Regions from separate parts of the Homo sapiens genome. Here region 2 is linked to region 1. The links are chromatin contacts, found by Hi-C in ENCODE. All regions are on one chromosome and are shown on one strand. Each heading gives the region's core, a stretch centred on a gene start or an enhancer-like site at or near the end of the contact. The rest is flanking DNA. Distances are from core to core; before and after follow the strand shown. Region 1 holds the start of ABCC4 (ATP binding cassette subfamily C member 4 (PEL blood group)). Region 2 holds the start of CLDN10 (claudin 10).

Region 1 (3,124 bases), core at 216-2,715:
AGACATAGGCTTATTGCAAATCATGTTTTATCCTTTCTTGGCTCTAAGACTGGACAAGTTCTGCCTTTCAGCTTCACCTTCCTCATCTATAAAGTAAGGATAACCTTGAATGGGGCACTGATAGAATTAAAAGTGAGATAATTGGTCGGGCGTGGTGGTACATGCCTGTAATCCTAGCACTTTGGGAGGCCACGGTGGGAGGATCACTTGAGCCTAGGAGTTTGAGACCAGCCTGGGCAACAAAGTGAGAAATTATCAAGGAACAATAAAATGATCTTATTACAAAGAAAACCAAATTCTCAAACATGCATGAAATATGAAGAAAATAAACCTCCATGACAATCATTTGGCTTCAAAAATTATCAGTATTTGAACTTGGAGCCTTTGATTTTGATTTTTGCATCTCTACAAAAATTACAAAATATGAGCCGGGTGTGGTGGCGGGTGCCTGTAGTCCTAGCTACTTAAACTGAGTTGGGAGGATTGCTTGAGCCCTGGGAGGTCGAGGGTGCAATGAGCCATAATCGTGACACTGTGTGTGAGACTGCCACACACACACACACACACACACACTAGTGAGGCTACGCACTCAGAAATGCACATGAACATCACTGGTATTCTGGAACCCACGTGTCGTTTGCCACTGTTATCTGTTAGGCTTTAGGGCTTGACGACAGAAATCATCAGGCAGTCTCTCTTTCCTCTTATATTCCTTTCCCAATCTAAGGGGGCAGCAAAAAGCTCAGAGGTCCACCGTAGCATGCAACATGTGAGATGCCTAAAGCCCGCCCCCATCGACGACAGCATTCATCCATCTCCCGAATTCATCTGGGTCATACTCTCGAGTTACCCGGCTTTCTTGAGGTCTTGCAGCTCTACAAGGATAATCTGTGGCTAAACTTTGCTGTCGTCCAAGGTCAAATGTTTGGCTCACAGGTTGAAGAGCCTCCCATGGCACCGTCGTTTGGTCCTGAGAAGGGAAAGGCGCCCAGGGGGCGGGCTGCTAGAGCACGAGGCAGCTGTCTCCCAGTCTTCCCAAACCCGTAGCCGAGGGGGCGTTTCTGCGGCGCAGGGGCGGGCACAGCCGACGCCTCCCTGCTCCACCTTCTGTGTCGGCGCCTAGACTCGGATAGTGAATTTCGGAAAGTTTCACTCGGGTTCGTGCACGTGGGCACCTCCGGACCCGGCCTCCTTGCCGCGCGCTCTGCTACCCTCTCCATCCAGCGGCGCAGGCGGCCCTCGCCTCACCCCTGGGCGTAGCTCTGGGCTCCCTTTGGCGTCGCCAGCTTCGCCTCCTCCCGCCGCGTCTCCTCCCGCCGCGTCACCCGTCGGTCCCGGCCGCGCTCGCACGCGGTGCGCAGCTCCCGGGCTCCAGGCGGCGGCGCGTAGCGGGCGCCCCCGAGGCGGCGGGCCTGAGAGGCGGGGACGGGGCGTGCCGCCGGCGCCCGGCTCCCGGAAGCGGCTGCTTCACAGGCTCCAGCCGAGCGGACAGGCGTGGCGGCCGGAGCCCCAGCATCCCTGCTTGAGGTCCAGGAGCGGAGCCCGCGGCCACCGCCGCCTGATCAGCGCGACCCCGGCCCGCGCCCGCCCCGCCCGGCAAGATGCTGCCCGTGTACCAGGAGGTGAAGCCCAACCCGCTGCAGGACGCGAACCTCTGCTCACGCGTGTTCTTCTGGTGAGTGTCCCCGCCCGAAACAGGTCACCCTGCAGCCGCTGGCGCCGCGGACGCACTCTCCCGGGGCCGCGCCCGATGCTGCCCAAGCCCTCTGCGGCTGGGGGCGAGGGGAGCGCTTTCCTACGCCACGCGGTCCACGCCGGGGCTTTCTGCTGCGGGTGGCGCCGCCCCCACGCCGGCCGCGTGGTCCCTGCCTGCGCCCCGGGGCGCGGCGCAGGGGGACGCGGGGACGCGGGGCCAGTGGCTTTGCTACTGGAGGCCCTGCGGGCCCTTAGGGCTCGGGGGAGGAGGAGCAGGAGGTGGGGAGGCGGGGAACCCAGGCTGCCGAAAGGGGGAGTCTCTTGCCCAGCGGGAGAAGCGACTGCACCCCTTACACGCCCACCCTTCGCTGGCTCCCGCCTCCTGCTCTGGGACTCGCAGTCTCCTGAACTCAAACGCACCTTTTCCTTTCTTTTTAAGTAAGCAGCTTACGAACAGTTTCCTTTATCTGATCTCAGCCAAAGCCTAATTAGTGTCCTGGACCTATGCCATCTCCCAGTAGTGTCCCCACCCCTTCCGATATTCCTTACGAGACAGCTCGATCCAACTCCACGTCCCGTTGTACCTCTCTGTGTCCCGGTGTCTCTGTATCTTTTGTCTCAGTGACCAGGGCTCTCCTTTTGCCTCTTTGTGGGAATCTCACTGTGTGTCCATGTGGGTCGTGGTACCTAGTTATGGCAAGTTTCATGTGGGTAAAATAACACTATTATTATTTTTCATTTATGAATGGGGACCCTGTTCTTGAACAAGATTTTCCAGGATTTGCTTTTAACTGGGACATGCACCGCCACGACTGGAGTCTGTCTTTGACCAGCTTCTTTCCCCTGTTTCCAATACTTTCACTTCCACGTAGGAGGACAGCTCGGAGGTGGGGTCCCTGGAATCGCTAACCTTCAGAGAGGTGATCCATGGTCTTGATGCAGGTGGTTCCTACCAGGAGTTCTACCTTCTTAAAACCACCCCAGGGCTCCTGAGCTGGGAGGGCCCACAGCCCTACCCATTTTGTGCAAGGAAACAAACGGAGAAAGACTCGGGTGACAGTAGTAACTAAAATTTCCATCTTGGCCTGGCGCGGTGGCTCACGCCTGTATCCCTGCACTTTGGGAGGCAGAGGTGGGTGGATCACGAGGTCAGGAGTTCGAGACCAGCCTGGCTGACATGGTGAAACCCCGTCTCTACTAAAAATACAAAAATTAGCCGGGTGTGGTGGAGCACGCCTGTAATCCCAGCTACTCAGGAGGCTGAGGCAGGGGAATTGCTTGAACCCAGTAGGCGGAGGTTGCAGTGAGCTGAGATCGCCCCACTGTACTCCAGCCTGGGTGACAGAGTGAGACTCCGTCTTGGGGGAGTGGCGGGTGTGTGTGGGGGAATTCCGTCTGCTAACTACATAAGCCTGAACCTTTGAAGGGC
Region 2 (3,124 bases), core at 283-2,782, 250 kb before region 1:
ACCTGGATGCGTGCTCTACAAACCACAGGAAATTCAACGGTAATGCTGGGGAATAAACACTGTTCCGGCTGCTTATTTTACCGAACAGGACACGGACCCGGGCGCCACCCTTCTAAAACTAGATGCGTATTCCTTATACGGAGGTTCCATCAAATACCACGTTGAGCAACAGTTTGCTCTTCGTGGCAAACCCCATCTTAGAGGAATCAACTATTTTCTTTCATTTACCCAGCTATGTAAACAAAACCTGCAAGTGCGGTAATAAAAGAAAAAAACACCTCAAATCTAGAAATATGTAATGTAAATAACTCCTCTTAAGTTTCTGCCAGGATTCGTTTGCTGTAAAATCCTGGAAGCAACGGGCCTAGAACTTGAGCAATCAATGGGACCGGGCTGACATCGGCTGTTGTCTTGAAACTCAACAGAGCCAGAGTTCTGTGTGAATATCCACCAGCTGCTACCAGCATAAGGCCTGACTAACCAGAGCAACGCAGGTGAACCTCCACAAAGGAACAACCCAGGACAGCAGCAGGCACCGGGGACTCGGATGCAGAACTGGTCAGCTCCCGGCGCCACGCTCTCACGGCCCAAGATTCCCTACCCTCTGCGGACTCATCGCGGCACCGCAAGGGCTATTATTTTCCTAAAACTCGGAGGAAGTGTTTGTAGTGTTGCCTAGGCAGACAAGTTTGTAGAAGCTCTTTAAAGGGAAACAATAACAACAACAAATTCTGCAATATGTTTTCCCGCTTCCAACCTCTCAACCCCCACCCCCGCCTACTTTTAAAAGAACCAACGAAATGGCTCAAGGGAGGTCAGGACAAACGGATTTGGCTTGCAATGACACCATTTTTATCAGAACCCAGCCTTCGGGGAACGTAGGGGAGGGAGGTGGAGGAGACAAGCCCCTGCAGCATGAACTCTGGGTCCCAGCGGTCCCCAAGATATGGGGGGTGGGGGAGGGCAGCCGCTTCCTTGACTCTCAGGACCGCAAAGCTTCCCCATCCCCCGACGCCTGGGAGTCACCAACCCGGGCCTGTCTGCGTGTCCCCCCTCCCGGGGTCCCAGGCTCGAACAGGCGCCCCGCGAGACAGCCATCAGGAGAGGGCGGGCACCAGGAGCGTCCCTGGCTCCCTAAGGCCCTGTTGGGAGAGACGGGTCGGGCCTCAGAGGAGTCCAGTCTAGGGGTCCCGCTGGGGGTATTGGGGGCGAGAGGGCGCCTAGCGGGCTGGCCATCAAGGAAGGAGGGCTGAGGGCGGGGGCCGCGGGGATGCAGACCGTCCAGCGCCAGCATGGAGGGGAAGTCCTTGCAGTTGGAGACGCCCGTGGAGTCGGTAACGCACGCCTTCCACAGGTTGGCCCAATAGGTGGCGGTTGTGATGACCGTGCCGTCGATGGTAGACACCTTCCAGTAGTCGGTGGGCAGCGTGGAGGACACCAGTACCCAGCCTGAGATGGAGACCATGAAGGCGATGATCTCCGAAGCCGTGCTAGCCATGCCGCCGGCTGCAGCCGCGCTCGCTCTCCGGCTCCCACTCTGCGCCGCGACCCCCGCACTCCCAACCCCGGGGCTCCGCCTCCCGCCTCCGCCTCCGCCCACCGTCCCCGCCCACCACCCCGCCCAGCGGACCCGGCGCCAGGGGGCGCACGCGACCCCTCACACCCATGCCCTGTCCCTTGAGGGGCCTCAGAGGGCTCGCGGTCGCCCCCCGGGTTCTCCATCTGCAGCTGGCCCGCGCCCGCGTGCGGGAGGAAGGCCGGCCTGCGCTCCCCTGAGCCAAAGGGCCGCGGAGAAGGGCTCGCTTGTTGGAGCGGCTCAGGTTCAGACTGGCAACCGGGTGTGGACAACCTGCTGCGCCCCCACCTCACCACCCCCACCCAGCCCTACCCAAGGCAAATAGCTTGGCTTCCTGACTACCTTGTAGAAGCAGAGCAGGAAAAGCCTTTTGCATGCCCTGAAAGGACACGGTTTGGTAACTCAGCCCTCGGTTTGCTGAACTCTAAAGGTTTGCGTGCCACGCTTGTTTGGGTGACTCTGTTTGACTTGTCAAGGAGGGATCATTGCAGATTCTGGGCTGGAAACCGGCCTTGCCCTCAAAACTCTGCAGTTCTTTTTGGCCTGGTGCTATGCGGAAAGTCATGGCAAAACGGTGCGTGGCACAGGCCTAAAGTCAAGATAGCAGCAGATGGGGCATCCTGACGATCTTGATCTTGCTGGTGTACTCATACTAATGCACTACGCAGAGGGCATTTGTTCAACACATTTTCCCTGTAGGTCCCTTCCAGCTTCCAGGTCTAGAGGCTATTCTATGAAAGGATGCTGTTATCCCAGTCAAAACTGCTATCTTGTCTTTTATTTTTTTTTAAACCACCTCCATCTCTCACGCCTAATTGAAATATAAACTCATTCATTCCTTCATCCCTTCATTGCTGTCTCAAGGTAAACATAAAGATCAAGGTGTACTTCTGGCTCCTGAGGCCACAAATCTGGGCATAAATGAGAGAACAAGGACACGGGTTATTATTTGTCCACTTAAAGGTTCTTGCAGTTTTGTTATGAGCTTCCAGGTTTCACTTGTTGCCAAAAGTAAGGAAAGGTCTAAAACCTATCAATCAGTCTGCTGTGATAAATCTCGTGCTAACCCTCTGTGTCACTATCTTTAGGCAGAAACACTCTGGTTCAATGTGAAGAATTTCTTAATTTCCCTTTGTCACTTTTTTTTTTTAACCAAATGGGTGCCCAGTGAAATTAGAGGCGACAAGGTGACTGGAGAAGAGAGGAAGCTGGACATAGAATCATCAAAACTTAGATTGGAAGAATCACTGTAGACCAGCAGGACACGCTCCACACTCAAAACAATGTTCCTGTCTATTTCTAGAGATAATGTTTAGCCCATGCTCCACCCTTCAGGACCAGCAGTTCAGTGCATGGCAACGTATCTATTCTGTTTTTCTTCATGTTGTTTTGACAGCCCTTTAAAAAAGCTTTTCTTCCTATTGAGCCCCAAATCTGTCTCTCTTCAATGTCTACCCGAATGTTGTAATCTGTGCTCTGAGAACACGAAGTAAGTCCTACTCTTGTTGCAGCCGTGCAGCGGCTGGCAGGTAGTGGGCTTCTCTGTGC

Evidence for each region. Hi-C counts contacts between places; a loop is a spot of excess contacts on that map. Pooled maps may share reads with other maps.
Region 2: a loop to region 1 is called in a pooled map, with 2.7 times the contacts of the local background. The contact joins the promoter of CLDN10 here to the promoter of ABCC4 in region 1. A Hi-C loop is called at or near these places in 1 of 168 maps with a recorded cell type or tissue (cardiac septum) and 1 of 50 pooled maps.

The regions. Positions count from the first base shown.
Region 1 is chr13:95,299,792-95,302,915 of GRCh38, reverse strand. It overlaps ABCC4 (ATP binding cassette subfamily C member 4 (PEL blood group)), which reads left to right and starts at 1,465. Exons shown (of 31, transcript NM_005845.5): 1 at 1,465-1,675. The coding sequence starts at 1,602. It overlaps LOC102724149 (a long non-coding RNA gene), which reads right to left and starts at 1,965. Exons shown (of 3, transcript XR_429273.4): 1 at 1,653-1,965; 2 at 590-970. RefSeq lists silencers at 960-1,019, 1,200-1,259, 1,290-1,929 and enhancers at 746-1,520, 3,123-3,124.
Region 2 is chr13:95,551,128-95,554,251 of GRCh38, reverse strand. It overlaps CLDN10 (claudin 10), which reads right to left and starts at 1,532. Exons shown (of 5, transcript NM_006984.5): 1 at 1,279-1,532. The coding sequence starts at 1,498.